Linked DNA regions of Homo sapiens: region 1 is linked to region 2. Evidence: chromatin loops called from intact Hi-C (ENCODE). Cell type or tissue: sigmoid colon. All regions are shown on one strand. Links, peaks and the distances in the headings refer to the core of each region. The heading gives the core; the rest is flanking DNA. Region 1 overlaps DHX15 (DEAH-box helicase 15). Region 2 holds the start of LOC124900681 (a long non-coding RNA gene).

Region 1 (15,213 bases), core at 4,130-12,129, 79 kb before region 2:
TTCATACATTTAACAGTATAGCAAATCGTCAAGTACTGTTTCTTTTTTTTTTTTTTTTTTTTTAGTGGCTTAAAATTGACAAATTCATTCTCTCACAATTCTGAAGGTCAGAAGTTCAAAAACAGTATGTTGGCAGGTTAGTTCCAACTGGAGGCTCTAAGTGGCAATAGTCTTTCATGATTCTCTCCTAGCTTTTGGTGGTGGCTAACAGTCCTTAGCATTCCTTGGCTTGTAGCTTTGTAACCACAGTCTCTGCCTTCATCTTCACGTGGCTTTCCTTTTGTGTTCAAATCTCCCTCTCTTTACATTTTGTAAGGATACTGGTCATTGGATTTAGGGCCCACTCTTAAATTCAGGGCGATCTTGTCTGAAATTTATAACTTAATTACTTCTGCAAAGACCCTATTTCTGAGTAATGTCACGTTGATAGGTACCAGAGGTTAGGACCTGGGCATATCTTTCGAATAGCTTTTTGCTATGAAATTTGTACGTACAATGGGTTCCTTTATCTGGGACTTTGTGAAGAGTGTGTTAATGTAGGAGAGACTTAGGACTGGGAATCAGTACAGTGATACCTAGTCTTAGTAACTGGTTTTGAGAGTCTGGAAAAGTTGACTACGGTTTTTTTCGTTTTCTTCACTGGAAAAGAAGTAAATTTGACTATATCCTTGAGACCTTTGAAATTTTGAAATTTCATTTTTCTTGAAATTATTCATTGTACAAACAGCAGTATCCCATATTAACTGGTGATGCAAGAAGTAATTAAGTGCAGCACCTCATGGAATGGGATCACTGGGTGATGATCAGTATTGAGGAACCATTGGGAATTGTCTGGATGATAGAAGTTTTGGCCATTTAACTAAGTACTTGCAATATGCATAGTTAATAAAGCACAATAAAATATTTCCATTAATCTAATTTATAATATTTATAGTCTGCCATCTGTAACATTTCTTCCCTTAGAAAAATAAAAAGGAATGTCTGTTGGTTAGCTCTGCTCCATATTGTGATTGATTAAAGCTTGAGGAATGTGAGGAGAAAAAAGATCAAAATAAAGAAGGTGACTTTTAAAACTAGTTTTAAGAAGTTTTCAACTTAAAGTCATATTTTATCATTTCTGTGACTTTTTTCTCAAGTTTTTATTGTCTGAAGTTACAATGTGTCTCACAATCTACTGAGGTCTTGTAGTTGGTGGCAGTTTGGTTATTATTGCCTGTGAATGCTTGAACTCGATCTAGCTGTACATATTTTCACCTCAAATAATGTGAATTGTTGGGTCTGTATATACTGAGAGTATTTGCTAATTTAAATGCCTTCAGAAATATTAAATATTACACTATGATTCCATGTTGAAATGAGCACTGAGTATCAAGAGGCTGGGAAATGGAGCAATAGGGTGTAAATATGCTAGTATTTGAGCAAATGTTGGAAGAGTAACCAATCCTTTTTTTTTTTTTTTGCCTTGCAAATCAACAGACCGCTCTATTGAAGCTAAGAGAGGTAACTCACAAATAGAGGAAGCTGTATGTTATGTTCTGCTACTGAGATCATGTACAAGAGTATTGCCTCTCTCGTGTCTGTGATATATCGGAAGACAGGAAAAATTACCAAACGTCCTCAGATCAAAGAAATTTCAAAGCAGCTAAGGGCTATAGTGTTGCTGATTCTTGCACTATGCTTTACTGTCTTTAAGGCACTGAGTCATAATTTAATTGGCAGTGTTTTTTCTTTCCTGGTCTTACATAAAATAACCTTATAGCTAATGCTGTTTGTCCCTCCCAGGAATGTGGTAGTTTATTTTTAAAAATATGACCAAGGACAAGAAGCATAAAGCATATAAATGAGTTAAGATGGATTTGTTTGCCAATAGTTTATGAAATTTAGAATTAAGTTTAGGTGAAATAAAGAGAATTCACTTCTTTTTGTTGTACACTATCAATTTGCTGAACTTAATGCTCCAGCAGATGGCATGAGCTAAAAATATCCAGTTGGTCCATGAAAGATTAGGTTAGACTAATCATAAAAAGAGCCAAAATGGTGAATTCATAAATGATGGCTTCAGATTTTTTAATACCACTTTTAAATCCGTAAATAAAATAATGGGTTTTTATCTAACTGGATGAGCTGTGACTTAAGCATCTAAAGGCATCCTGTGTTTTGTCCAGGTGCCAAAAGGAAGATAGTTGTTTTTCATAGTGACATCAGTAACCAGTGTGGAATGGACAGGAGATAGCTGACCCCTGCAAAGTTATACAATCTTGACCCTTGATCTCATTGCCTTCATTCTTACGTGGCGCCTGTCTTGTGATAACTGGAGTCCATATTAGCAGCCTTCACTTGAGCCATCCCTAACTAAGCCTGGTTTCCCTTTTTGGTTCATTGATCAATCTGACGTCATTTGTTTTTATCTTCCATTTATGTATCAGCATTTGTTTAGTGTTGATGCTGCCCCTCAGTCCCACTTCTTTTATTATTGAATTCCTTTTGTGCTTTAAGATTATTTCTTTGGGGTGGGAGGACTCACGCTTTCAGCCCTTTTGAACCAAGAGCCTGTTGTTAGCTTATTAAGTAAGGAATTGTTAAGGCTTAACAAAAAATGTTTATTTGCATGTGGTAACATTTTAGTGGTGTGACATGAAGCAACTTAAAATGGTTTATTAGATTTTGCGTGTTGAATATTTGTATGTTTTTAAAAGGTTTAAGAAATTGAAAATGACGAATTTTGCCTTGGCATTCATGTGAAACCATGTGATCATTATGTTCCATAATTGGTCATATCATGTCTTCCCAGTACATTTCAGTATTACATTTTTCAAGAATTGATGAAGCATATCTTGTTTCATTGTATACTCTTAAAAGATTTTCTTGAAACTTAATTTTGCAATTGATCATGAAACAGTAGCACATTTGTTTGGGGCAGAAGTTTATTTTTAATTTACCTTATGTCTTTGCATTTCATTTTTGTCACGAAGTTTGGTTTTAAAATGACCTAACGGAACCTTTAACCAACATGTTCTTTGGAATATAGGTATATGACTGATGGGATGTTACTTCGTGAAGCTATGAATGATCCCCTCCTGGAGCGTTATGGTGTAATAATTCTTGATGAGGCTCATGAGAGGACACTGGCTACAGATATTCTAATGGGTGTTCTGAAGGAAGTTGTAAGACAGAGATCAGATTTAAAGGTGAAGTAATTTCTTCTCTCCATTTAACTATATATGTGTGTATGTGGGCATAAAAATGGGGAATACATACTGATCAATAACCAACTGTAAGAAATCACCTGTAAAAGAAGGAACTAGTAAGTACCTTCTTGTTTTGTTTCTGCTTTGCTGTGCTTTCATTTTAGACTTTATTTCTCCCCCTTTATAGTAATGCATTTTTAAGCCCAATCTTCTCAATTTGTAACCCACCTAGTTCTTTTATAATCTAATAACATATATGTGTAACTGTGCTACTCACTGTACCCTTCATTAAGTACAGAGGCTTATTTTACTTAAGGATCAAATCTTTCTCCCTCAGATCCATGTCCTTGTCTCATCACAAACACCCATTGTAACTTATAATGCTGGAGAGTGGAAATAACTATACACAGGACAGGCAGCTCCTTAGAAATGTAGTCACTTACCCTCGTGTATTACTTCTTTCCTCCATACCACATGTACCTTGGCCCCTGTTACTGTATTGATTAAGGGCCTAAAACTATTTTCTGACATTTTTGTCCCCCAAAGTCTATGATGTTCCCCTTTTTGCTGTGTTGTGTGTGTATACTATTCATTGGAATGTAGACTCATCCCTTGTTGATACAAGTGTTATAGAAGGGTTCATAGCCTGGTGACAGAGTGAGACTCTTAGCAGAAACAAACAAACAAACAAGGGTTCAACACTGGCAAGAAAGATTCTGGGTCTTTAGAAAAAAAACTGAGGCCTGAGCATGTTTTTGTTTATACAAATTAGATCAATGCTTTAAAAAATATATTTAAAGAATAATGTGAGTACTATCATTATTTATTAAATTTATTGTGCTACCAAGGTTTTAGTGAGAACCTGAAAGTAGAAATTAAGAACTCTTATGAAACTTTTTATGGAGGAACCTTTTTATATCTGGTCCACTTATTTTTTTTTTTTGCATTTTCTGTTTTTTCCTATTTGCAAAGTTTTGTTTTAATAATGGTAGCAATAATTATACTGCATATTAATGTTTTCTTTTAGCAATCTGAATTACATATAATTTTATAAAATCTGATTTTAAGGTATTTTATGAAGAAATGCTGTAGTTTGTGCATTTATTTTTTTTCTAAATTTTTAAAAATGTAAATAACTTTTACTATAGTTCAGCCATTATGTATTTGATTTTTCATTTACAGTTTATTTGAAGGTTTTCATGGGCATTTTTATAGCTGATATATGTAGAATAGTAAATATTGCTATACTGTAAGACCATGTAAGAATCCTTGAAGACAGCTTCAAATAATTTACTGTTTTCTTTCAGGTTATAGTTATGAGCGCTACTCTAGATGCAGGAAAATTCCAGATTTACTTTGATAACTGTCCTCTCCTAACTATTCCTGGGCGTACACATCCTGTTGAGATCTTCTATACTCCAGAACCAGAGAGAGATTATCTTGAAGCAGCAATTCGAACAGTTATCCAGATTCATATGTGTGAAGAGGAAGAGGGAGATCTTCTTCTTTTCTTAACTGGTCAAGAGGTATTGTTTTAATTTTCTTCATTATTTAGCTTTTGACATACTGTTTCTAATATGCAGCAACCTTAATCATAAGAACATGTTAATCATATTTTTTATTTCAATGTTCTTCAACCTGATTGTATTAATATGTAAAATATATAACCCCTTTTATCTGCATACTGTAGGAATACTTCTGTATACCACTAGAGTTTGTGTTATAATTATTTTAAGAGTGTTAAATGCTTTTGGAATTTCAAGATTTTGCAATTGTAGTTTAAGAGATCCCTGGGATATAAGTGCTATTATGCTGAAGCATGAATGTGCATCACAGCTGCTTTGAAATCAGGTTATCTTCATCAGTATTTAGCTTGTGAGTGAACTTGGGTGCCTATTCATCATCAAAACACTTCAGTTTGGTTTTGTCTTCCCATATGCTCATGAAATTTGGGAAGGATTACTAAAAGTTCTTAGTTAGAATTTACTTCATTTAAAATTTTATTCTCAGATGTAGCATTTCTTTTTTTTTTCGAGACGGAGTCTTGCGCTGTCGCCCAGGCTGTAGTGCAGTGGTGCAGTCTTGGCTCACCGCAAGCTCCGCCTTCTGGGTTCACGCCATTCTCCTGCCTCAGCCTCCCAAGTAGCTGGGACTACAGGTGCCCGCCACCACACCCGGCTAATTTTTTGTATTTTTAGTAGAGACAGGGTTTCACCGTTTTAGCCAGGATGGTCTCAATCTCCTGACCTCGTGATCCACTCTCCTCGGCCTCCCAAAGTGCTGGGATTACAGGCGTGAGCCATCGCACCCGGCCAGATGTAGCGTTTCTAAGCTTCTTTTCAATAGGGTGTTTATAGGTGTGCTGTGGAATACCTGAGTGGCTAAATAAATTCAGAAGCTATTTGGATAATACAAAGTTTTAAAAAGCCTTTTACGAAAGGGTTTTTCTTTTTCTTTTTGGGGGTGGGGAGGGAAGACAGAGTCGCGCTCTGTCAACCAGGCTGGAGCGCAGTGGCATGATTATCGGCTCACTGCAACCTCTGCCTCCCGGGTTCAAGCGATTCTCTTGCCTCAGCCTCCCAAGTAGCTGGGATCACAGGTGCCCACCATCACACCTGGCTAATTTTTTTTTAATTTTTAGTAGAGACGGGGTTTCACTATGTTGGCCAGGCTAGTCTCGAACTCCTGACCTCAGGTGATCTGCCCTTCTCGGGTTCCCAAAGTGCTGGGATTATAGGCGCGAGCCACCACACCTGGCCCCAAAATGCTTTTTTGATGGCATATAAACAGCATTTGTGCTGTAATGTAGTATTGAGGCTGTTGGGATAATCGTTTTGTCCTCTTGTGTCTGGTCTCTAGTTTCTCATTTCCTCCAAAGTGCATAGTATATTTTTATTTTTATTTATTTTGTTTTATTATTTATTTATTTGAGATGGAGTTTTGCTCTTGTTGCCCAGGCTGGAGTGCAGTGGCGCGATCTCGGCTCACCGCAACCTCTGCCTCCCAGGTTCAGGTGATTCTCCTGCCTCAGCCTTCCGAGTAGCTGGGATTACAGGCATGCGCCACCATGCCCAACTAATTGGTATTTTTGGTAGAGATGGGGTTTCTCCGTGTTGGTCAGGCTGGTCTTGAACTCCCAACTTCAGGTGATCCACCCGCCTCGGCCTCCCAAAGTGCTGGGATTACAGGCGTGAGCCACTGCACCTGGCCATATTTTTATTTTTTAAATCACTATTTAAAATTGTCATCATTCTCAGATAACATAAGCGTATTGAGATTCTATCAGAAATATCAAATGGCCTCATGGTTAAGGACCCGAAAGGTTTTTCTCTGAGACAACTTTGTGCGGTATTTTCTGTGAATCCCACAGCTGGGGAAAGGAAGGGAGTAAGCCGAAGGGTTTTCAGATGTATGCTAGAGTGTCTTTCATGAAATAAAATGCTGCTCTAGTTGTCAGCTGTTTTTTTGCATACCATTGCTTCTTTAAGTTATCTTTAGATTCCCAGTCTTGAATTTGAAGAGTTTTGGGGAGAAGGTAGCAGAAAACCTAACGTTTTGTTTACATTTCATTTGTTGTATTTAGTAGTAGAGCTGGTCTAAAGTAAATATTACCTTCTCATTTTTGTGAACCTTCATTATTTTTACTTGGTAAGTTAAATGCAACTGCGAAATCAGTACTCCTTTCTTCATAAATTTGAATAGCCTCCATGAAATTGAGTAATCTCATAAAAATTTAAAACTGGTTTTTAAGAACATATTCTGACCACTAAATAAAAGTGCTTCTGTAGTCACATGAGTTAATTTGGGAGGGAGAGAGAACAGTTTAAAGTGTTGCCTAGATAGTAATTAGATAAGAGTGATTGTAATTAAATAATTTTATTTTTAATTTTGCTTAGTAAATTTTTTTTTCAACATGCAGTGAGTTAATTGGTAAGGTCCAGATTAATTTACTAACATATTGCTGCTTTTGGAGTTAAAAATCTTTTCTCAAATCAAAAACTCCTGAACTGTCTGTCTTTATTCTCAGTATTGCTAATGACTAAGCAGATGGCTGCTGTTGAAACTTCTTTTCCTCCACTACCTGTTTCTGTTTATATTCTGATGAATGCAGATAAGTTTTGTGGCATTCTCAGCTGATAGTGTTGACTTCTTGGAAGTTTGGCAAACCTCAGGGAAAATTTTTATTGCAAGTTTTAAAGCTGTTTAGGACTTTATCTAAAAACTTAAGTGTTACGGGATTTCTTCCACATTTTAGAGATGCCTTTATATCCTACATAGTCATCATTTTGTTTTAGCTCCTTGCATACTTAGCAGATTGGGTAGTCTAATCTCCAGTAAAGTTGGAATTGTCATTTTAAAATACTGGAATCACAAAGCAAATGTCTAATTTAAGCACTTAATTTTTAATGTGTGAAATCTGGATATTTTGTGATTTCTGAGCATTTATTTTTCATTTATGTACAGTAAAATTAACAAAATTGCAGATACTCTTAAATGTTGGAATCCTAGTTTTATATTATGTTCAAATGTTTTTTAAGTTGGAGAGCTCTTAATTTTTTATTTGCATGCCAGCAGGGGGCATTCTAATCTAGATACAACATTTGAAAGCAGTATTTTCAAAAAATATTTGTTCGCTTTGTTATATTTTTTATTTAGATGAATAGCATCTACTTTCATTTTCTTTTAGAAACTTGAGATTTCAAAGGAGGATCTAGTAACATTGAATCTTTAATAGTTTTCTGTGTCACAATTTTTGAGACAGATAACCTTTAAAAAAAACTGATGTGTTTGAAATAAGTGAAAAGTAATTTATTTGTTCTTACTGTGTTTAAGAACGTTGTGTTTTTTGATATAGAGACACAGTTGGACATTAAAAAAATATAAAGTAAATGTCCTAAAATTCTTCCTCACCGTTTAGTATCATTGTCCTTTGAAAAAAACACGCACTTTGTTGACAAGGGTAGCTTCTGATTGGGTCATTTATTGGACAGGCTGCCTAGTGTATAATAAGCGTTTTACATACTTCTGGGTTTAATTGAATTAATACTTCAATAAAATTTAGAATACATTTGTCCGCAGTGCTGCCTTCCATTTTTAAGTTCCTTTGCCTCTCCCAGAGCTATCATACATAATCTGTCTCTCTCTTTTTTTCCGTCTTGATATTCATTATGTCTCCTCTTGAATGCACATGTGTTAGAATATAGTCATGTGCCACATAACAACGTTTTGGTCAAGACAAACTTCTCAGATAGCTGTGGTGCTGCTCCCGTAAGATTATAGTGGAGCTGAACGTAACCTTGCAGCATCACAGCACAACACATTACTCACTGCTTTGTGATGATGCTAGTTCAAACAAACCTACTTTGCTGCCAGTTGTTTTAAAAGTACTATATAGTATGTACAATTATGTCCAGTACATAATAATAATGATAATAGGACATTGTTAGTGGTTTTTGTATTTACTATACTACATGTTTTATCATTATTTTAGAGTGTTCTCCTTCGACTTAAAAATGTTAACTGTAAAACAGGCTTAGGCAGGTCCTTCAGGAGGTGTTCTAGGAGAAGGCATTGTTATCACAGGAGATGACAGCTCCATGTGTGTTACTGGCCTTTGGAGACCTTCCAGTGGGTTAATACGTTAAGGTGGAAGATAGTGATATTGATGATCCTGACCCTGTGGGGGCCTAGGTTAAGTGTGTGTTTGTGTCTTTTAACCAAAAAGTTTAATAAGTTGAAAAAGTAAAAAATTTTAAATTGGAATGAAGCTTATAGAATAAGGATATAAAGAGAAAATACTTTTGCACAGCCATACGGTGTGTTTGTGTTTTAAGCTAAGTGTTACTACACAAGAGTCAGAGTTAAAATTTAGAAGTTTATAAAGTTAAAAAGTTGTAGTAAGCTAAGGTTAATTTAATGAAGAAAGAAAAATATATCAAAAAAAAGAAAATACATTTTTTTATAAATTTTGTATCGCCAAAATGTACAGTGTTTATGAAGTCTACAGTTCTGTACAGAATGTCCTAGGCCATCACATTCACTAAGTACTCACTCACTCACAGCAACTTTCAGTCCTGCAGACTTCTTTCATGGCAGATGCCCTATATGAGTGTACTGATTTTTACCGTTTTTTTTTTTTTTTTTTTTTTTTTTTTTGAGACGGAGTTTCCCTCTTTTTGCCCAGGCTGGAGTGCAATGGTGCAATCTCGGCTTATTGCAACCTCCTGCGTCCCGGGTTCAAGCGATTCTCCCGCCTCAGCCTCCCGAGTAGCTGGGATTACAGGCATGTGCCACCACGCCCAGCTAATTTTGTATTTTTAGTAGAGACGGGGTTTCTCCATGTTGGTCAGGGTGGTCTCGAACTCCCAACCTCAGGTGATCCGCCCACCTCGGCCTCCCAAAGTGCTGGGATTACAGGTGTGAGCCACTGTGCCTGGCGGTTTTTATCTTTTATACCATATTTTTGCCATGCCTTTTGTTTAGATGAACAAACACTTCCCATTGTGTTACAGTTGCCTACTGTTATTCACTTCAATAACATGCTCCTCAGGTTTGTAGCCTAGGGAGCAATAGGCTATACAGTTTAGGTTCGTGAATACACTAGAATGTTTACACAACAACAGAATCGCCTAACAAATTTCTCAGAACATATTCCTGTCAGTAAGCAACGTGTGACTGTAGTTTTCTGAGAAAAAAATTTGTAGCTGCCTAAGACATTTGGGTTAGCCTAGTTCTTAAATATCTGTGTTGATACTGTAAAGGTGTTTGTTCTCATTAGGCACAATGAAGCAAATCTTCCATATAATTGCATTAGTGATACGTGACATTAAAGCCTAATTGGCTTATTTAAAATGTCTAGCACATCAATTTCTTTTAGATTGTGAAAATTGAAAAGGTCGTGAGTGCATTTAAATATTCCTGAGTGAGAAATTTCAATTTTAGTACAATTTGTTGAGAATTAATTAGGAAATCTGACTCTAAGAAAAGGGGTGTGGAATGCAAATAAGGCAGTTATATATTCATTTGAATACAAAAATGAAAGTTTCTTGGATTGTTTTGGAAATCCCATTGAAATTTGCTAAATTAGTTTTGGTTACTAAATTGAAAACAGGGTATCCATGAAGTGAAAGAAGATGGCATACATAAAACAGACTGCATAGAACTAGGATTATAATAAATACTTTAAAATGTTTCAGTATTCGTTTTTAGACTCACTTTTATTTTGTAGGAAATTGATGAAGCCTGTAAGAGAATAAAGCGTGAAGTTGATGATTTGGGCCCTGAAGTTGGTGACATTAAAATCATTCCATTGTATTCTACACTTCCACCTCAGCAGCAGCAACGCATTTTTGAGCCTCCACCTCCCAAAAAACAGAATGGAGCAATTGGAAGAAAGGTAACATTAGAAATGCTCTTTATAAATATTTCACTAATAATGATTTATGAGATATAAACTGTATTCAGTTATAAAGGACTAAGTTATGGGTGATTGTGATCTAGGTTTTATACAACAAAATAATATCCATTTGTAGGGTTCCGCATATCTCTTGACCCTAAAGTAAGAATGAGTACTGCTTCTTCTAGGTAGTGCCTCCTTAGCAAATGGAAGATTAGTTAGGATGGGTTAAGAAAGGATGTTGGCCAAGTACTGTCTTTTCTCCTATTAAATCACTTGTTATAAAGTAAGCACTTTTTCTTTGGTGCCTTGGCCTTCTGCCCATAATTTTGTTTAAGGCTTCCCAAATGTAATGTCTATAGGTGTGAAATGTTGACCCTGTGCAGACCTCTAATAACAGTAGCACTGATCTGGCCGGGCGTGGCGGCTCAGGCCTGTAATCCCAGCACTTTGGGAGGCCGAAGTGGGTGGATCACGAGGTCAGGAGTTTGAGACCAGCCTGACCAACATGGTGAAACCCTGTCTGTATTGAAAATACAAAAAAATTAGCCGGGCGTGGTAGCGCGTGCCTGTAATTCCAGCTACTCAGGAGGCAGAGGCAGGAGAATCGCTTGAACCCTAGAGGCGGAGGTTGCAGTGAGCTGAGACCGCAACACTGCACTCCAGCCTGGGCGACAGCGCGACTCCATCTCAAAAAAAAAAAAAAAAAAAAAAGTAGCACTGATCACACTGCATAAGTATGTGAGTTCCTGGAATGCAGAAGCTTCATCTAGATCCTGTCAAACGGACAGGAACAAGATTATTTCAGCCCTATTTCTGAGATACTTTGTTGAGGGGCTGGGAAGACATCTTTGATTCCCCATCAGCAGATATATAGTCCCCATCAGCAGATAGATATAGATATAGATATAGATATATATATATATATATATATATATATATATATATATACACATACATACATAGAGAGAGAGAGAGAGAGAGAGAGAGAGACATATATGTCTTAAATATTTATATAATAAGTTAATGCATCCTCCAGGCAAAGCTTTAATTTTTTTTTTTTTTTAAACAACATGGGGTCTCACTATGTTGCCAGGGCTGGTCTTAAACTCCTGGGTTCAATCAGTCCCCCCTCCTGGGCCTCCCAAAGTGCTAGGACTACAGGCATTAGCCACTACGCCCAGCCCTCAGCCTGCCTAGTTTTCATTTGTCTTGAAATCATGTGTACTTTGTATATCTGTATTTGTTTTATTTTTAAAACGTTGTGTTTGTTTACCATTGAGTGAAACTGGTGTACAACAAAGATGTCCTGTTTGTGCATCCTTTTGTGTACTTCTCGTTTCATTGAGTTCTTCTTTGAGATATATGGGCCCATATTTACTACAGTTACACATCTGAGCTCTTGCTGTCGTTGAAGTAAATTAAAGTTTTTGTTTCTGTTTTGCTTTTTGTGTTTTAAATCCTTAGGATGCTGAGGAGAATTTTGTCTTACTGAAAAGAGTGACTCAGCAGTGGCTGGATATGTGATGATGGCCACAGCTGGTGATGGGCTCACTCTGAGGACTGATCATGAGCTTATAATTCAAAACTAGGGGCTATATTGCCACTTTGCCATCCAGTGATGGTGTTTCAGCCGAAACTGTAGGACCTCTTGCTGGGAAATCATGTTATCCTTGCCTTGAGTCAATTTCATCTTAGAGGTTGAGAAAAGCACTGATGTAGCTTCCCTGGACAGTCCTAGGGAGAGTAAAGGAAGACTTCCTTGGCAGTTGCTGCATCATTTTCATTATGAGGAAGAACATTCTGAGGCGCAGCATGTTAAGCACAAATTTAAAGTTTTCATACAAGCCTGGCTTATAGAGGAGGGATCTATACAAGTTTTACTGTTCATATGTAATTTTAAACTTACTGTTTGTGTCTAATTGTGAAAAAATATTTGATTTTTTTGTTAAACTGTTCTAATATAAGGATAGTAGCTAGCATAAAGCAAATATATAAAAGTTGAAAGTTTTTGAACAAATATAATACTTAATACAAATTTTAATTTCCATCAAATTAATTGTGATTCTGTATAACTTTATATTTGAGTCCCTTTTATAAGGCAGTGCCATTTCTTATTTCTCTATTAGTTTATGAAAAATAGATTTTATAACTTGATTGTGGTACTAATAAAAAACAGCCTTTTAAACATGTTACAGCACTAATGGTGAACGATTTCAAGTTTTTAGCAATCAAGAAAGGTTGAGAATGCAACATATATTTATATGAGGGTAAATATTTTTACCTCTTGATAATTTTTGAAGTTTATTCAAGTATTTGACTAAGTTAAAAGTTACAGTAATTCTTTACATGCATTCAAGTTTACTCTTCAGTAGATAACTTCTGCATTTTTTGACTGAGACTTAAAATTGCTATTTTGTGGATTTGGTTGTTATTAAAATACAACTATAATTATTTTTTAAATATTTAGTGTTCATTAATTTTGTTCATACAAATAGCTGACTTTTCTATAGTTGATCCTACATTTCGCTGATTAATATGGTTCAGAGCATACATTGCTCAGTGAAAAAGAGAAATGGCCCTTGTGGAGATGGTCCTGTAGTTTTAAAGAAAGACTTAATGATCCAGGATCTGAAGATAGCTTACTGTGGTGCTGCTGGGATGTTTATAAGCAAATAAGTTGATGTCCTTGTGTTGGAGACCACCACAGAGTTCCCTGGGGACTAAAAGTCCAAATTAGTTTAAATGCATTATTGTGTCCAGACAGTATTCAGGTAGGGCAAATGAAGTACTGCGAGTTCTACTTTGAAGTGGAGTTATTGGGGGCGGAGTGGGGGGAAGTGGTTCTATTAGAAAAAAAGTGAGTTCTATTAGAAGGCAGGTTATTGAGGGAGGAAAATTTACTCTTAGCATGTCCTGACAGTGATGCCAAGCTTTTCACCATAGGGTCTGTTCCATATTAGTCAATGCGGTTTGAACACTTTTTAAGGCTCTTTGAACGCTTACTGCAGTGTTGCAGTCTAGAAAGCATGTAACAATTATATTGATTCTTACTGGTCATAATGTAAATCCCTTGACAAATTCAAGGTCATTTTGTCTCCTGATGGGTTCCTGGTTGTATGGTGTGCCATTTACAATTAGAACATGGTTAGGGCTTGCCTCACTCAACTGCTGAAGTACCAAAGAAGCTTTTATCTTGTCATTTATTAGTTCGCTTTTGCATTGTGTGTGTGTGTATTTAGCCTTAGCTATTTTTAGTCCTTGAGAAAGGCCTAAAACTTGTGCTTTTTTGTTAAGGACTCAATTTAACACTTGTATTTTAGGGTTTGACTTTTGGCTGGCAATAGGCTCTTACTAATATCAATAATGACGAGGGTTTGCCAAGTTGGCATAAATCATTTGATTCTTAAACACTTGCAGAATCATGTATCCGCGAATTGTTAAGTATTACAGAATTTAATACACTCACCCAGACAAAAAACATACACACAGGATGAAATTATTTTGTGGAGAAAAATTAACTTTTTATAATGGTAACTAAAGAGTTGGTCACATGAGAAATTTTTATCACATTGTATTATGTTATAGAAGAAATATGTGAAATGTATTTTTTCCCAGAACAACTTTTTTAAAAGTGATTTTCTTCATAAATATTTTCAGAACTATGGTTTTCACCCCAGAATTCCAGAAAGCCAGAAGACGTCTTCTGTATTTACAGGCATGTAGTTGGTTCTGTATAGATTTGAGATAGGGTCTCAGTCTGTTGCCTAGGGTGGAGTTCTGTGCCATGATCATAGCTCACTGCAACCTGAACCTCCTGGACTCAAGCAGTCCTCCCACCTTAGCCTCCTCGGTAGCTGGGACTACAAGCATGTGCCACCATGCCTGGCTAATTTCTTTTATTTTTTTGTAGAGGTGGGGTTTTACTATGTTGTCCAGGCTTGTCTCAAACTCCTGGACTCAAATAATCCTCCTTGGCCTTTTTAAGTGCTGGGATTACGGATGTGAGCCACCATGCCTGGCCTATTCTGTATAGTTTATAGAGCATTTCCACATCCTTACATAATTTATTCCCTACAACCCTGTGTTATGTAGACTAAGTAATATGCAAGTTATAAAAGGAATACAAGCTTGGGGGTGTTAAAACCTTTCCAGTTACTTTAGCCACTCAGGTTTGATTGCTAGGTCTGCCAGTTACCTCTAAATTCATCGCTTCTTTAACTACAAGAAACTGACTTTCTAGAATATTAAATGCCGGTTATGCTTATTCAAGTTTCACCTGTTAACCTTATGTATGTCGTTGTTTGCTTCAGTTCTAGTTGCTGATTATTTTTCTAAATGTCCTGAAGAATGTATTTCAGCAACATCATCAAACCACATGTGGTTTCTTATTCCTTTGCTAGTTGTCAGTCTTTTCAACTGACAAAAGGAAACATTTTGGTTTTTGACTTGTAAATTATTCTGAAATACCCTCTTGGTAGATTGCTATTATGTTTTTAAATCCCTGAGGTTTCCTGTTAGTATTTTGGGAAGTCTACTACTTAGTAAATATGAAATCAGAAAATGAAAGTGTTAATATTAAGTAAAATAGTTAATGCAGCAAAAGCCTATGATTTTTAAAGCTATTTG
Region 2 (15,213 bases), core at 2,860-10,859:
AACACCCCTACTCCTGGGCTGTTCAGTCAGGAAAACCATTAAAGTTCTTAAAAATTTTTTTGTTTTGTTTTAGCCAGTGAAGTTGGGTTTTTGTCACTTGCAACTGAGTCCTGACTAATACAGAGGTTGTCCAGAAATATCTCCTGATTGGGTCATCAGAAAAAGGGCAAGAGTTGAAGGTCTTAATTCCCTATTTTCTCCCTTCCTTTCCTTTCCTTTCCCTTCCCGTCCCTTCCCTTCCCTTCCCTTCCCTTCCCTTCCCTTCCCTTCCCTTCCCTTCCATTCCCTTCCCTTCCCCTTCTTCCTTCTTCCTTCTTCTTCCTTCTCCTTCTCCTTCTTCTCCTTCTTCTCCTTCTCCTCCTTCTCCTTCTTCTCCTTCTTCTCCTTCTTCTTCTTCTTCTTCTTCTTTTTCTTCCTCTTCTTCTCTTTTTTTTTTTTGATAGAATCTTGTTCTGTCACCCAGGTTGGAGTGCAGTGGCACAATCTGGGCTCACTGCAACCTCCACCTCCCAAGTTCAAGCGATTCTCTTGCCTCAACCTCCTGAGTAGCTGGGATTACAGGCACCCACCACCATGCCTGGCTAATTTTTTTTTTTTTTTTTGGTATTTTTAGTAGAGATGGGGTTTTACCACGTTGACCAGGCTGGTCTCGAACTCCTGACCTCAAGTGATCCACCTGCCTCAGCCTCCCAAAGGGCTGAGATTACAGGCGTGAGCCACCGTGCCTGGCCTTAATTCCCTATTTTCTTTTTACACTTTCTCTCACCTCCACTCCAGCCTTTCACCAAGTGATCGAGACATGTCCAGACATTTAATGATTTGATGCAACAAACAATTCAAATACAGCTGAGATGTTTGCCTCCATGAGAGTCAAAAACAAACAAACAAAGAAAATCAAGATGTACCCTGATCAATTACTCTGTTAAACAAATTGGCAGCTGCTTCTGGAAGGGAAGAGACTCCCAGTGAGGGCCAGGCAATGAAAGGATGTGGCTCTGAGCTCTGTCCAGCCATAGATGCTATTTGCCACTGTACAGCATGGTGGTTAAGAACCCTAGCACATATGGAATTAGGGTTGTATGGATCTGAATATTACTCCACACTTGTTAGATGTGCGATCTTGGCCAAAATGCTTAACTTCTATAAATCAGCCTCAGACTGGCTTATAATGAGGAGACGTTTATTGGCTTACACACTTAGAAAGTCCAGGGAGGTGTCTAGCTTCAGGTTGGGCTGGATCCAGTTACTCAAAGGATCTAAGTCAGGAATCTGCAGTGCTTCCTCTCAGGCTCTCTTTCCTTCTGAGCTGGCTTCATTCTTAAGCAGCTGGGTTCATTCCGGTGGGAGTCAAATGGCCTGGAAGAGCGCCAGGCTTACACATTCTCCCAGCCTTGCTCTCCCAGCAGAGAGAGCACGCCTCTCTATGGCTCTGGTGAAAATCTCTATGGCTCTGGAGAGGCAGAGCTCTCATCCGGTCACCTGGGGTCCCCTGCACATCCCTGGAGTGAGAAAGTGAGGTCAGATCACTGAGACGGGGAAGGGAATGTTTCTCAAAGGAAGAGCAGGGGGCTGTTCCCAGAAGAGGGAACCGACACTAGCTGGGTAAAAACAACAGATGCCACTCCTCACTCTCAGACTGTGTTCTCCTGGGAGAAACTGGAAATGTAATCGTTCCCACTTCATAAGGTTTTGGTAAAATTAAATGAGTTAATGTTTGTGTCGCAGATGCTGTTGGTCCCAACTCAGATCCGCACAACCCTGACCATTTCCACGCATGACCATTTCCATGAATTTCCCAGATTCCATCAGCAGCAGCACCCCGTTGCCCGAGGACTTACTCTGGCTGCTAGACCCCACTTTGCCTGTGCTGGCCACAGGTGGGATGTGCCCGGGAGTGACCAACACCTAGGAGTAGCCTTCCACTGAGGAGCTGGAAGATCAGCAAATACCCCAGCCCCTCACACTTCCAGGAGGGTCAGTCTAGACTGTGCATTCCACACTGCCTCCCAGAGGGTCCCAAGCAGAACTAAACTCTTCTTACCCAGAGTTGCACTCCTTACAGCCTCCTCCACTTCTTTCTCTCATTTCTCCTACTTCCTTACCTGTGTTTCCTAGGGTTACCTCCCAAATAAACAACTTGCACTCCAATCCTTTTCTCAAGGAAGCCCAAAGCAAAAGAGATTGTTATGTGCTGTATATCATGCCTGGCACGTTAGAAGCATTCACTAAGTTATTTGTTATTATTACTGCTGTAGCTGTTTTGAGGTTCATTTCTTCTTCAGTTTCTTTTCTTGATTTTTTTTTTTTTTTTGAGACAGTGTCTCACTCTGTCTCTCAGGCTGGAGTGCAGTGGCATCTCAGCTCACTGCAACCTCCACCTTCTGGATCTAAGCGATCCTCCCTCCTTAGCCTCCCAGGTAGCTGGGATTGCAAGTGTGCACCACCATGGCTAATTTTTGTATTTTTAGTAGAGACAGGGTTTTACCACGTTGGTCAGGCTGGTCTCAAACTCCTGACCTCAAGTGGTCCGCCTGCCTCGGCCTCCCAAAGTGCTGGGATTACAGGCGTGAGCCACTGCGCCCGGCCCTGCCTCAGTTTCTTTTTGCATTAACTGTTGCACCCTCCTCCCTGGCCTTGGCATCACGTGTTTTCCACAAAAGGTAACTTCCTCTTCTGTTATACATTCCTTTTGCCCTCCTGACATTTCCGTGTCTCACAATTTCTTAATTTTAATCTTTCCCCAGGGTAATTATGATTTCGATGAGATGTAAACTTTTAAACAGTTTCAAAGTAATAGTGGCAACCCCAAATCCTAATAGACCAAACACTTGTTGAGACTGTAAACTTCTTGAAGGCAGGAATGATATTGGTTTTCACTTTGCCTCAAGTTAACACGTGTTTGCATTCAGAATGCTTTTTTAAATAAGACAAATTAACAGACTTAATAAAGGAAAGAGATGGAATGAAATCGACTTCCTCTGTACATTACATCTGCTTCCCATCTGCAGTTTTAGCCAAAATGATCATTTTTTATTCACATCTACAAGAATTTGGCCTCTTGCATCTGCAGAGCTGAGCAGTCATTCACTAAATGACACCCTAGTGGTACGAGAGTGTTAATGCACCTCATTTATAAACAAGGAAAACACCCCACATCATCTGGACTATTAACTAATTTCCAATACAATATTAATACAAAACTTATTTCTTGGGCGGAAAGTATTTATGAATAAAGATGGATTTGTCACTAATAGGATGATATCAGTTCAACAAATTCCATATTTTCAAAGTGACAAATTGTGACTTGGCAATATGATAGGGGAATACATGCAGAAGAAAGTTTGGTTTGTCTTGAGAGAAACAACCACAGCGGATCTGGAAATCAAAAGCTTTCTGTTTTGGGTTTCCATCTTCAGACTTCTGAATACTGCACAGCAAGGAGTTGGCAAGGTGGCTGGAGTGATCTTTTCTCAATGAGCTTATGGCTCCCTCTGCTTCCCAAGGGGCTGTCTCCATCTGTTCTGGGCCCCGGTGAGGGTAGGGGGTGGGGTGGCAGCTTGTTTTATGTTGCTGAGAACTAGCAAACAAACCTCCAGGTTACTGTGGTGATGCCAGGTGAGCAAATCTATCAAGGAAGGCAGAATTCTTTTGGGGTGACAGAGCTGCCAGGGAGAGGGGTAAGCAGGGAAGGAGGCATTTTATCAGAAAACTATTCAGGTGGCCGTCTTTGGGGGCTTTCCTGTTGAAAAAAGAAAGAGCTGGAGACTTGAGGGGAAACAAACGTTTGAGGCTGGAGGTGAGACTTTTATACAGTGTTCCCCTGTTTGTGCCCAGAGGAGGTTCTTTTAAACCTGTTCCTGCCTCTTTATCCCTGGATGCCTCTGCAGGCCCTGGGCCTGCTAGGTGGATCCATGTATCTGTTTTCCTGTGTGTTTGTTCAGGGAAAGAGAGGCATGAGCCAGAAGTCTTTGGTTCAAGACCCAGCTCTTCCACTTACTAGCTGTAGGAAGGAGGGGGAGTTGGGGAGGGGGGTCTTTCCTTAAGCCTCAGTTTCCTGGTCTATTAAAAAAAAAACTAATAATTGCTGCCTAACAGGGCTCTTGTGGACAGTGATGAGCACATGCAATCAATTTTTAAATTAAGACATTTCACAAATGTACACTTGACATCAACTGGGGGGAAAGGGTTGGAATCACTTACTCCATCTGGTATGCAGGGGGGAAATGTTCATAGAAGAGCAGGCCTGTGATGGGCTCAGTTAGATCTGGAAGAAAGAGGTAGGTGGGGTCACAAAGTTTAGGTTCAATTTCTATCACTTTGTAGCTGCAGGACCTGGGTTAGGTTATTTAGCATCTCTGAGCCTCTTTCCACATCTGTAAAATGGAGATAAAGAGTCCTGATTCTCCCAAAATTGTTGTGAGAAATGAATCCATTTATCCAACAAATAGATGATGGGATAACACAGACAGAATGAACTTCCATTGGTGTGAATGTGGGACCTGAGCTAAAATCAGGGAATCAGTGAGTGGCTGCAGGAACAGAATGTTAACTTGGGCTAACGTATGTATGAAAAGCAGTTTACAAAGTGGACATTTCTATAATGCTCTGTATAAATGTTATTTAGATAGGAAGCCTAAGAAAACACAGGCATTGGGCCTAATTTAATATTTTCTGGTCTCTTTACATTTAATGTTTATAGGGGTGGGACTGCAAGGGGATTGAATTAGGGGCAGTATGAAGAATTCCTCCCTTCTTTTTCTCAGCCAGGAGACACAGGAAACAATAGAGGGAACAATGGAGAAGCCCCTTTATTCAATATTGGTGAGATCAGCACCAATTTCGATAACTGAATAGAACTTCTGTGTGCCTAATACTTTAAAAAAACTATTGTAAGTTTGAAGCCAGGTCAGTCAGCATTATTTGGGCCTGAAGTTAGTACGTAAAATTTCATCTTTCAATGTTCTCTCCAACATCAATTTTTAGAAAAAATATATCCCCCCCTTATAAAAATCTACAGTGGCCAGTGTGGTTAGGCACCACTGATTTGAAACAGCATTCTTCACCAATCCAGAAAAGAGGATGGTGACCTATTTTTTTTTTAAAGATCATTTGACATGCCTTTGAAAAATAAGTCAATCTCAGAAAAAGAAAACAGGTATTTAGCCAGAAATGTTTTCTGAATTTCTACCAGGAGGCATGCTATTCGCAAGGATGAAGGAACTGTCTTTCTAGAGCCATTCTTTGCTCCTGTTTTATTTCCCCTCTGAAATCACTAGCCGACGTTTCTGACATCACTGGGTTGCTGTGGAAATGTTTATTTCACAGAGGATTTCGACCTCCAGTGGGGAATTTACAAGTGGAAGTGTGAACTCTTGGAAAAACACAATTGGTTTGAATAAAAATAGGCAGCATTTGGAAACGGGATTCAGAAAGAAAACAATATAAACTGCCTTTAAGAGGTTGTTTCAAGTCTTCCTGCAAGGATTCAAATACTTTTAAGAGCATCTTACACAGATATGCTGGTTTTTATTTAAATTTTACTTTCTATAAATATCTGTATAAAGAGTAAGGGGAAGCAAGTAAAGAATGTCTTCTTGCAGAAAAAAAAAAAACACACCTTTCAGCCACCCAATTATTAAGACTGAAAGATTTGGTTCTAAAATACCATTTTGTGAGGAGAGAGAGAAAGACGACATTATATCCGTTTACATTTTTATATCATATAATGGACTTTAGAGAATAGCTCCCTTTAAATAATTGTGACTCAAGGGGCCTGAGTTTTAGTGCAGAAGCTACAAAATCCATTTTCGTTTTAAACTGTTAAATCAACAGAACGCCAAACTAGAGCCTTTCTTCCTGCTGGGGCAGTATTGTCCCCTAAATCCACTTTCCAGTCCTCTCAGCCTAGCCTAGTTTGATGTAGCATTGACTTAGCTTAACTACAGCAACCGGCAAAAGGAAGTGGGTTTGCATTTGGAATGGGAGGAGGCAGGCACCGGTGTGTCTGTGCCTGCGTGGACACGCGCGCGGGGGGGCTGGAGGGATCGCGAAAGCAAGAAAAGCGGGACATAGCAACTATGTGAAAATAATTTTCCAGTGGCTGGAAGAGGGGTCTCTGCATGGAAAAGCAATTTTAGGAATAAAAAAAAAAATCTTCAAACAGGGCGGAAGGAAGGCTTGCCAGGAGGTTGCCGGACGTAGCGGGGGGGTGGGCGCCTGTGTTTTTCCTCGAGCATTTTTCCTCTTCCCGGGCTCAGGGCGGCCCACTCCCCACCCATCCATCCACCTGCCCGCGGCCTCACCCGCGCCCCCTGCCGTCCCGGGACGCGCATGGCCCGGCGGCTATGGCGAGGAGGTCGGAGAAGGCGGCCGGCCGGCCGCGGGCTGCAAAAGGTCTGGCGGCGTGGTCTGATTTAGTGGCCGGGGCTGTAGTACAGGCTGTCCCCGGCAGCCGGCGGAGTCAGCGCGCCCACGTGACGGCCCCGGCTCTCCGGTGAGCTCCCCAAACAGACGCACACCCAGCCACACGCGCGCGCTCGCGCGCGCGCACACACAACACACACACACACACACACACGCACGCACCCCCGCGCGCACACGCCCGCCCGCTCGCGCTGCCTCTGCGCCTCCATCCCGGCTCGCTCATTATCTCGCCCTCTCGCTTCCCCTGCGGTCTCTCGCTCTGCGCGCACACACCACACACACGCACACGCACACACACGCGCGCACACACGCAGCCGGCACAGGCGGCGGCGGCGGCTGCCCAAGTCAGGACGAACCTATCTAGGTACCGTCTTGAGAAGGCGGCAGCGGCGGCGGCGGCGGCGGCGGCGGCAGCCCGAGCATCCCTCCTCTCCCGGAGAGGGAGCACCGCCGAGAGTTTCCGTTCCCTTTGCCATTCCCTTCCCCCTCCTTTTCTTTTATTTTCGAGAGAATTTCTTCTTGGCTTATTGGTTTAATTTGATTTTTAAAATTTTGGGTTGCTTTTGTGTATGTGTGCTTTTTTTTTCTTTCCTCATTTTATTTGCATCCAGAGCATGGCGGGCTGCGGGCTGTCGGAAGACACCCTCTTCTCTTCCTTCTTTTACAACTACGGCTCCTCCTGGGAAACCCCTTCCAACCAGGTAAGGGGTGGCTCGGTGCCGGGCGGCGTCGCGCCCCTTGCCCCCTGCCGCGCGCTCACTTGGTACTTGGTGGGGAGGCAGAGGCTCGGGAGGGGGTGGGGAGGATGGGGGGCCAAGTGGGTCGCACTGTCTGGGTCAGCGCCAACCGGCGAGAGGAGATACCCCCCCTTCCCCCATCGCTAGCTTTCCAGTCTCCAGGTTCTGTCGCGTTCCTCCCGTGCCCAATCTGCCATCGACACCTTCCCCCACCACCTCCCAGCCCAGCGGGAACCCGAGAAAGAGGCAGGAGCCGGCGCGTTACCCCGAACAACTCCAGGCAGAACCAGGGAACTCGAGCGCAACCTTCCCCAAGTCGCCGCGGGCGCCGCGCCCCTGTGCGCCCGGCGCCTACCCGCCTTCCAGTTGCGCCGAGGGGCTGCAGAGCCGCAAGCCCCCCGCGACGTGCTGTCCCCCCTCCACTCCCCTCGGGGCCCGAGCCGCCTCTTTCCCTAAAATGGCTGCAATCTCAAGTAGAGGCGTCCCCTGACCCGCGGAGGTGGGGGGGGTGGGGTGCAGAGTGGAGCCTCCGCTCCTCCTGACCCCGCGCCTCCCCTGGGGCACAGAAGCACCCCACAAACACACTTAACTTTGATGACTGTGCAATGCAGTCCGGCTGCATCGTGCCCTAGACGCTCCACGCCGCCGGCCTGTAGGTGTGCGTGTCGGTGTGACTCGGGGGGCCCAGGGACGCTGGGGGTAGACGCCGGAAGGGGGGCGTGGAAGGAGATGGATGTCAGCGGGCCACTGGTAACCTGGAGAGACAGGCATGTGCTCAGGGTCTAGGGGTGAAAAAGCTATTCTGGGAGCTGGAGCGAGAAATAGAGAGAGGAAAAATGCCTTTTAATTAAATAACTGTTGTAGTCTGCTGCCCCCACCGCTTGTTGGTGAAAGTCTACAGGCATCTGTCATCTCCAAACTACGCGGGGAAGTAGAGCTGGGGTCGAGGGAGGGGAGGCATGTGTGTACGTGTATGCGTGTGTGTGTGTGTGCACGCGGGTGTGTGTCTGTGTGTGGGTGTGCGCGCGCGCTCGCGTGTCTGGGCTGGGGAAAGTTGGGGCCAGAGGAGCGGTGGAGGAGCAATGGTGAAAGGCATTAGCTACTCGGTGGGCGGTCCAGGGCGCCGGGGATTCCCGGGCCCCGCGGAGCGCGCACCGCGGGGGGAGCTGGCCCGCTAGGGGTGGGGGGTGTCGAGGAAAAGAGCTCCGTTCAGCCCGGCTCGCCTGGCCTCCGCGGCGCCTCTCCTCCGGAGCCCGCCAGCCAGCCTCGGCCGCTTGCGGGGCTGCCCGCCGCGCTCGCCGGCGCTGGCGCGCTCCCTCCCGGGCCCGGGGCGCAGCGCGTTCCTGCGAGCTCCCGGCAGAGAAGACAAACCCCGAAAGCAACCGAAAAATGTTCGCCGCCGCCGCCTCCGCATCACCCCAAGTTTCCAAGAAACAAATCGCCAAACTACTAGCTGCCAGGTGAAGACCTCTCCGGCGTGGGCTCTCCAGAAAGCGCTGCGGCCATCCGAGTGAATAATACATAAGGGCCGCCCGGAGCCTTGGAGAGGCTCCCGCCGCCGCGGCAGCAGCAGCGGGAGGCGGCGGCGAGCTCTGGGCAGACCGTCGGGCCGCCGCCGCGGGTGGGGGCGTCTGGGCTGCCCCCGGGAAGTACGCCGGCCGTTCGGGCGGGGCGGGAGGGCAGCCCAGGCGCGCGGAGTGAGGATTCGCGGTGAGGCAGCCGGGAGACACGAGGCCTCGCTGCGAGTAGAAACTTGCAGGAGCTACTGAGGTGGTCGGGCCGGCGCTGGAGCTGGGGGCCTGGAGAAGCACGATCGGGGCCCGGAGGGTGCCCGGCTGCCCGTGGCCGGCGCCGGTGGCTTCCTTCAGGCTATCCTGCCCCGCCTGGCGGGCCTTGGGTGCTCTCCACGCTTCCTTGCATCCGCCCAGGATTGCCGAGAGCCAACGACCACTCCGGCTCCGCAAACTCCAGCTCTCCAGGAGCGGGCGTCCGCGTGCCTGCCTGTGTGAGAGAGTGTGTGTGTGTGTGTGTGTGTGTGTGTGTGTGTGTGTGTGTGTGTGTCTGTGTCTGTCGATGAGTCAGAAACCAAGCCCTGCTCGTCTTTGAGGACTGAGGCGGGTACGAAAGGCTTGAACCACGCACCCGGTACAAGCCCGGCCGGCATTCGGGCATCCTCGGCAGCGCCGCGCCCCCCAGTCCTGGAGTCAGAGGCGTTAGGACAAGTTTCCAGGCGCGTGCCTCCGACCTGCACCCCGGGGCCGTGAAACTCAGGCACTTTGTATTCCTCCAAAGGAAGAGAGGAAGGAGACTTGGGTCTAAGGAAGCAGTGATACAGCTTTGCAGAGATGGGAGGTTTCGCAGCATCTTTAACGAGATAGAAACAAGTCATTTGAGAGCGTTTAAAAGCGAAGGGCTGCGGCTGGATTTCACAAGACAGGCAATCACGTGCAAACTCCTAGGAAACCAGAGGAGGTGGGAGAGAGGGACTGGATGGGGGCAGGTTTGGAGTAAAGGAAAGAGAGAACCATTTGCGGAGGGGGGCGTTTTAAAAAGAGGAAAACTACCGGCTTCTTCAGGTAAAGTTAGTTTAACTTGAGGTGGAAAAGCGTTTCCCCAAGAGGCAACATCTTTCTTCTAGAAGGGGATACTCATGTTGCTAAGAAAATCGAAAGAATTTCTGATAAAGCAGCTGGCTCTGCTCTCTGGAGAATGATTGGCTCTCGGGCTGGTATTGGGTACTGTGCTACTCTTAGTGCAGTGAAATTGTATGGTGGGGAGAGGAGATTATTTGAAGTATTGATTTCTTCTTCCAGTGGTGTGGTATGAACTTTAAGATAAAGTACAGAAACAAATGAGAGATGTACATCATTAGGGGAAGGTGCGTCAGATGCTACCGAAGCTTTAATCTCTGGTGGTAAATGCAGCCGGGGCAGTGAATCTTACCAGGATTTGCGGTTTCCAACACTGCCACAATCTCCATTTTCAGAGATGAAGAATACATGTGCATAACGGGCCTTACTGATCTCCAGTTTGCATTTTCAGCATTTGAGCATGGGCACATGTTTGAGAAACCTGCTCCTAACTGTTCCTAAGAAGAAAAAGAATACAACAAAGGCGATACTTTAAATCTCATCTTGGACTCGGGCAGAGCTGCTATAGGAAGGCCTGGGCCAAATTTGCAAGAGTGAGACTTGTTCATGATTTTACCCTGATTGCTGCCAAAATGCTTACATATCCTGCGTTTCCTAAAAATGGCAATGTTCTTCAGATATAATTTGTTTACTCTACCTCAATTAAAAATCCTTTTCCTAGTGTTATATAGTGCTTATGAAGGTAAGCGTTGACTGTACTAAAAAAAAATCAAGCTTTTTATTTCTAGATCAATATGATGTGCTCTCAACATCTAATACCATGTAAAAGGAACCTTTCTGCAACATCAGTAGCAGGCAGGCATGTCTCCCTAAGAAGCTCTTTTCCTGGAATCACAAGGCATTTTGATTACTTTCATTTTCACAAGAAACATGATTATGACGCCTCTCGTTATAAACAAGCAAGTAAAAAAAAAATAATGAAGATGGAGCTTCTTGATATATAGACCTGGAAAATTGGAAACAATGAGGGTGTTTATTCATTACTGAAAAACAGAAACACAAACAAACAACAAAAACCCAGCCACAAATCATCACTGACCAGGTTTTTACTTGTTCTGTGACATTTTATTCTTGAAGCTGGGGAGGGAGGGGTGATTTTTTTGGAGAGAGCCCAATGTGTATTAGAGCCGAAACTACATCTGTTACCATTTAAAAACTGGGAAATTTCGTCCTATATCTGAGAGGACCATGTTGCAGATATTTTGCACCCACTTGCCAATGTGCAAAACATATCATAGCAAGTGTGTGTGTGCGGGGGGGAGCATCTGCTTAGGTGGAATTCATTTCTTCAATTAGAATGAAACCCCCAGTTAAAGTGTATATGTGAAATGTCTCTGATTTGGCTCAGTGCAGCAGACAGCAGACCATTCTTTAATTTACAGTTTCACGCCTAGGGATGGCAGTAGTGCAAGCTTCCAAAACCGAGCTTTATCTTTTGATGTTGTGCTTTTCAACCTGTGATTCTCTCCTGTAGTTGTTTCGGCTTCCTGTCTCCATCAGAAAGCTGACTGTGGAGTGGTTATTACTGCTTGCAGTTTGGACCCAGGTCACCTTATTAGCTGTCACTATGTAAGCCCAAATCGAAGCAGGCCAGGTCTGTATGATATTGAATCAATCAATTGAAAGTGAAAAATGGAGCCAATTAGCTGACTGCTCGAGTGTCCATGAGGCCAGACATCTGACTTTACTCACCTGATTGACCAGCTTTTTGGTTACTGGGTAGCTTAACCTGAGGCTACGTAAAAGACATTACCACGAGGCTTGACCCTGCTTTTTAAACTTTTCTTTATCTGCTCCCTGCCCCCACCACTTCCCAAATTTTCCAGACTAGAAATATAAAAATGGCATCTTCATAAGGGAACTATCTTCTCAGAGTAGGCAGTGACTGTTTTGAATTAGCCAGTACCCATAATTCTGTATACTCACTGTGTCTTCTCCAGCAAGGTAGAAGTTTCAGTGCAGAATCATTAATGGACGTGGGTAAGTTGTCGAAAGCTTGTGCTGACTGCCCATTTTTTTTTTTTTTGGCTTGGCATTACCTCCATGAATATGGATAGCCAAAGCAGAAAGCAGCCCACTGAGGAACACTTCTTTTCCATTCAGTCCAAATACCATAAAGAATTCAGTGTTTTTTTTTCTTTCTTTCTGGACATTTCATAATTCTTAAAGTGGTGACAATGTTGGCATCCCCGGAGATGAGCCAAGACTTGGGAATGTCCTCCATTTACAAAGTTGTTAGATAGCCAATACCTCAAAGTTCAAAAAATATCAACTGGGCTTCTATACCTTTTCAACATTTTTATTTCCCTGAAGATGTAGTATGAACTGCAAAAGAGTTTTAAGTGCATTTCTACGTTCTTACCTTAAATAAATTTTAGAAATCCTCCTGTAAATCCAGCTCACAGAACCCCACTTTTCACATAACTCCAATTTTTCTGACTTTGGGTTTCTCCTAGGGGTATAGGAGAGGAAAAGAGTTTGTTGCAGGTCTTCCAATAAGGCTGGCTTACTTAATGCATCAGCTGGAAAACATTGTTCGCTTTTCTTTCCTTCCTTCCTTCCTCCATCCCTCCCTCCCTCCCTCCTTCTCTCTCTCTCTCTCTCTCCCTTTCTTTCTTTCTTTCTCTTTCTTTCTTTTTCTCTCTCTCTCTCTTTCTCTTTCTTTCTTTCTTTCTTTCTCCCCTTCCTTCCTCCCTCCCTCCTTTCTTTCTTTCTCTTTCTTTCTTTCTTTCTTTTTTTCTTTTTCTTTCTCTCCCTCCCTTCCTTCCCTTCCTTCCTTCCTTCCTCTTTTTTTTTTTTTTGCTGGTGTGCAGTGGTGCAATCTTAGCTCACTGCAACCTCCACCTCCTGGGTACAAGCAATTCTCCTGTCTCAGCCTCCTGAGTAGCTGGGACAACAGGCGCACGCCACAACGCCTGGCTAATTTTTGTATTTTAGTAGAGATGAGGTTTCACCATGTTGGCCAGGCTGGTCTCGAACTCCTGACCTCGGCCTCCCAAAGTGCTGTTTTTCGCTTTTCTTTGTAATATATGTAAACCTTAAACTTGGTAATTAAAGAGCAGTGACAATGACTAACATTTATCAATTGTTGTTCCATATACTTTATAAATATTTGACTCATTTAATCTCCATAACAACATATGAGGTAGGTACTTTTACTGTTATTCCCATTTTATAGATGAGGCAAACAAAGCACAGAGAATTAAGTGACTTGCCTAAGGTCTCAGCGCTAGTCAGGGAAAGCTGGGCCCTCCACCAGACAGACTTGTGCCAGCTTCCTCTTCTTATCCCCACTGTACTCACTTTCTGCTACAACACAGAAGAAATTGTGTGGCCACATGTACATTTCTGGCAAGTTTGGCAATGGTGTCATTTATTTGCCAGCTTTGTGAAATAGTGAATATCTCCTTTGTTTGCCCAAGTTTACCCACTTTCTTTTATATAACCAGATAGAATTCTTTTTGATGAACGAGGTGAAGTTGTCTCTTTTGGTGGAATCAACCATAACTACCTGATGCTTTTTGGACTAGATGTTTGAGTTGACCATTCTTTTTGGTTTGAATGGTAGATCTAGCCTGAGAGATAGACAGGGCCTTCTAAAACAGAATAATTATGGTTTAGTGGGGCACTCATTCCAAATGTACATGAATATCAATAAAATATTCGACAGAAGAAATATAACTGTGAGATACATGAATAGAATAATTTTATAATCATTCAGATGTATCAAAACCCTATCATATATATAGTGAGGGATACACTGTCATGAGCTAATCCGTGTCACTTTCCGCTTGTGCTACATATAGTTACATTTGAGATTTAGGCTGAAATTTACCTTTCTCATCCCGGCCATGTTATAACAGGTATCTTCTGTACTGAATCATGCGCCTAACATTTATGTCCATCATGAACTAATGCCTTTTAGTGGTTCAGCCCTTATTTTGTGATCTTCCAAAATACAGTTGTGGGAAGCGGAGGGAAAACATTAAATGTCAGTAGTTACAGCAAGACAGTCTCTATGAAGAGGGCAAGGAGTTTCTCACTGCTTTCACGTTCCTGTAGCCCTAGCGGAAATGTAAAAGTGCAAGGCTTGCATTGGAATGAGAATGGGGTCACCTACCCCTTGTATTCATCATCAAGGAAGCAGAACTTCCTTCCAGAGAGACCATAGGAAATCAATGATCACACTTTGCCAGCGAAGAGGTAAATGTGTACAGCAGACGGCATTAAATAAAAGGGCAGCAGAAAAGTGATTTACTCTAGAAGGCAGTGTGACTTTTTGGTCCTTTTGAAAAATTCACCTTTTTGATATAATAATTATATTAAAATGTTTCTTTCTTTCGGATTCTATGTTTTAAAAAAAGAAGAAAGGAGAAAATGCCATTAGGTGGTATTACATTATTTTCACATGAAGATCGTTATTTCAACAAAGCAGTGTCTAGAATATGGTACCAGATCCACCCCCACCCTTTTTGTGTGTGTTAATAAGGGTTGACTATATTTATTGAAATTTACTGATTTTGCCAGAGCACGGTTTTTCGCACCTGTAATCCCAACTGCTCAGGAGGCTGCGGCAGGAGGATTCCTTGAGTCCAGGCGTTCAAGACCAGCCTGAGCAACACAGGGAGACCCCCATCTCTAAAGAACAATAAAAATAACCAGGTGTGATGGCGTGTGCCTGTAATCGTAGCTACTGACCCCATCTTTAAAAAAAGTTACTGGGTTTATGTGCATTTATGCATTTGTTCGGTGTAGTTGCTGAAGCAGAGGGGAAGCTTGCTACTGGGGGAGGCTCACCTTGACCAGAAGAGGTTACGCTGGGGTCTTCATACAGGAGAAACATGCGGTGGAGGGGAGGAGGGAAGCGGGCAGGGGAGGAGATGGTTGATGCAAAGGGAAATGTAGATGTGGAAACTTAATGGAATGTGGAAGAGCAGGTGTGTAGTTCTAATCTGCTTCCCCTCTGTAGTGTGCACGTCTGATTGCTTTGTGAGCACGTCTTCTATAGATTTCAAATAGAGAGCTGCAGGTAATAGCTAAAAGCCCAGTGAACGTCTGGCTTCTTTGTGGAAGAAGACAAGACATCCATGTAATCTCTTGCCTGAAAGAGTATTAGAAAGTGTGTTGGTTGTGTAATAACAAGCAAAAAAGATGCAAAGAAAAAGAAAAAGCTAACCAACAACCCCTACACATTCTGCTCCAATTTATTATTTCCAGTAGCAGTTTAGTCCCTAATGTTAACAATGAGTGATTATGATTCTGTAGTTTCATTTACAGCATAAATTAGCATTTTGTTTTCTGTTACAGCTTTTGAATGAGGAATTATAATGTATAATTTGCTGAAAATAGATGTTATCATCTCTTAGGATGAGAACAACCACATAAACTTGAACAAATGATAA

The links. Hi-C counts contacts between places; a loop is a spot of excess contacts. Peaks named below come from ENCODE experiments on the same cell type or tissue, not always from the same donor. Only the 100,000 strongest peaks of a DNase experiment are listed, where the experiment ranks them.
Region 1: a loop joins it to region 2, with 3 times the contacts of the local background. A loop is called at or near these places in 8 of 110 quality-filtered maps.

Annotation. Positions count from the first base shown.
Region 1 is chr4:24,544,226-24,559,438 of GRCh38, reverse strand. DHX15 (DEAH-box helicase 15) reads left to right here. Exons shown (of 14, transcript NM_001358.3): 4 at 3,029-3,188; 5 at 4,496-4,714; 6 at 10,417-10,584. Among named protein-coding and RNA genes, the nearest start is that of MIR573, 32 kb to the right of the region's middle. RefSeq lists an enhancer at 5,681-6,249. In sigmoid colon, for the core only: CTCF peaks have their summits at 7,577 and 7,778 (motif pointing right); no DNase peak of the experiment used is centred there; H3K27ac peaks cover 41 bases.
Region 2 is chr4:24,464,286-24,479,498 of GRCh38, reverse strand. LOC124900678 (a long non-coding RNA gene) reads right to left here. Exons shown (of 4, transcript XR_007058074.1): 3 at 12,174-12,263; 4 at 10,173-10,248. It overlaps LOC124900681 (a long non-coding RNA gene), which reads right to left and starts at 6,235. Exons shown (of 2, transcript XR_007058077.1): 1 at 4,201-6,235; 2 at 1,164-1,499. It also overlaps a transcript of PPARGC1A not described here. RefSeq lists a silencer at 6,242-6,381 and an enhancer at 7,763-8,264. In sigmoid colon, for the core only: CTCF peaks have their summits at 3,110 and 6,368; DNase peaks (open chromatin) are centred at 6,468, 7,718, 8,248, 9,128 and 2 weaker places; H3K4me3 peaks cover 4,332 bases; H3K27ac peaks cover 536 bases; H3K27me3 peaks cover 1,036 bases.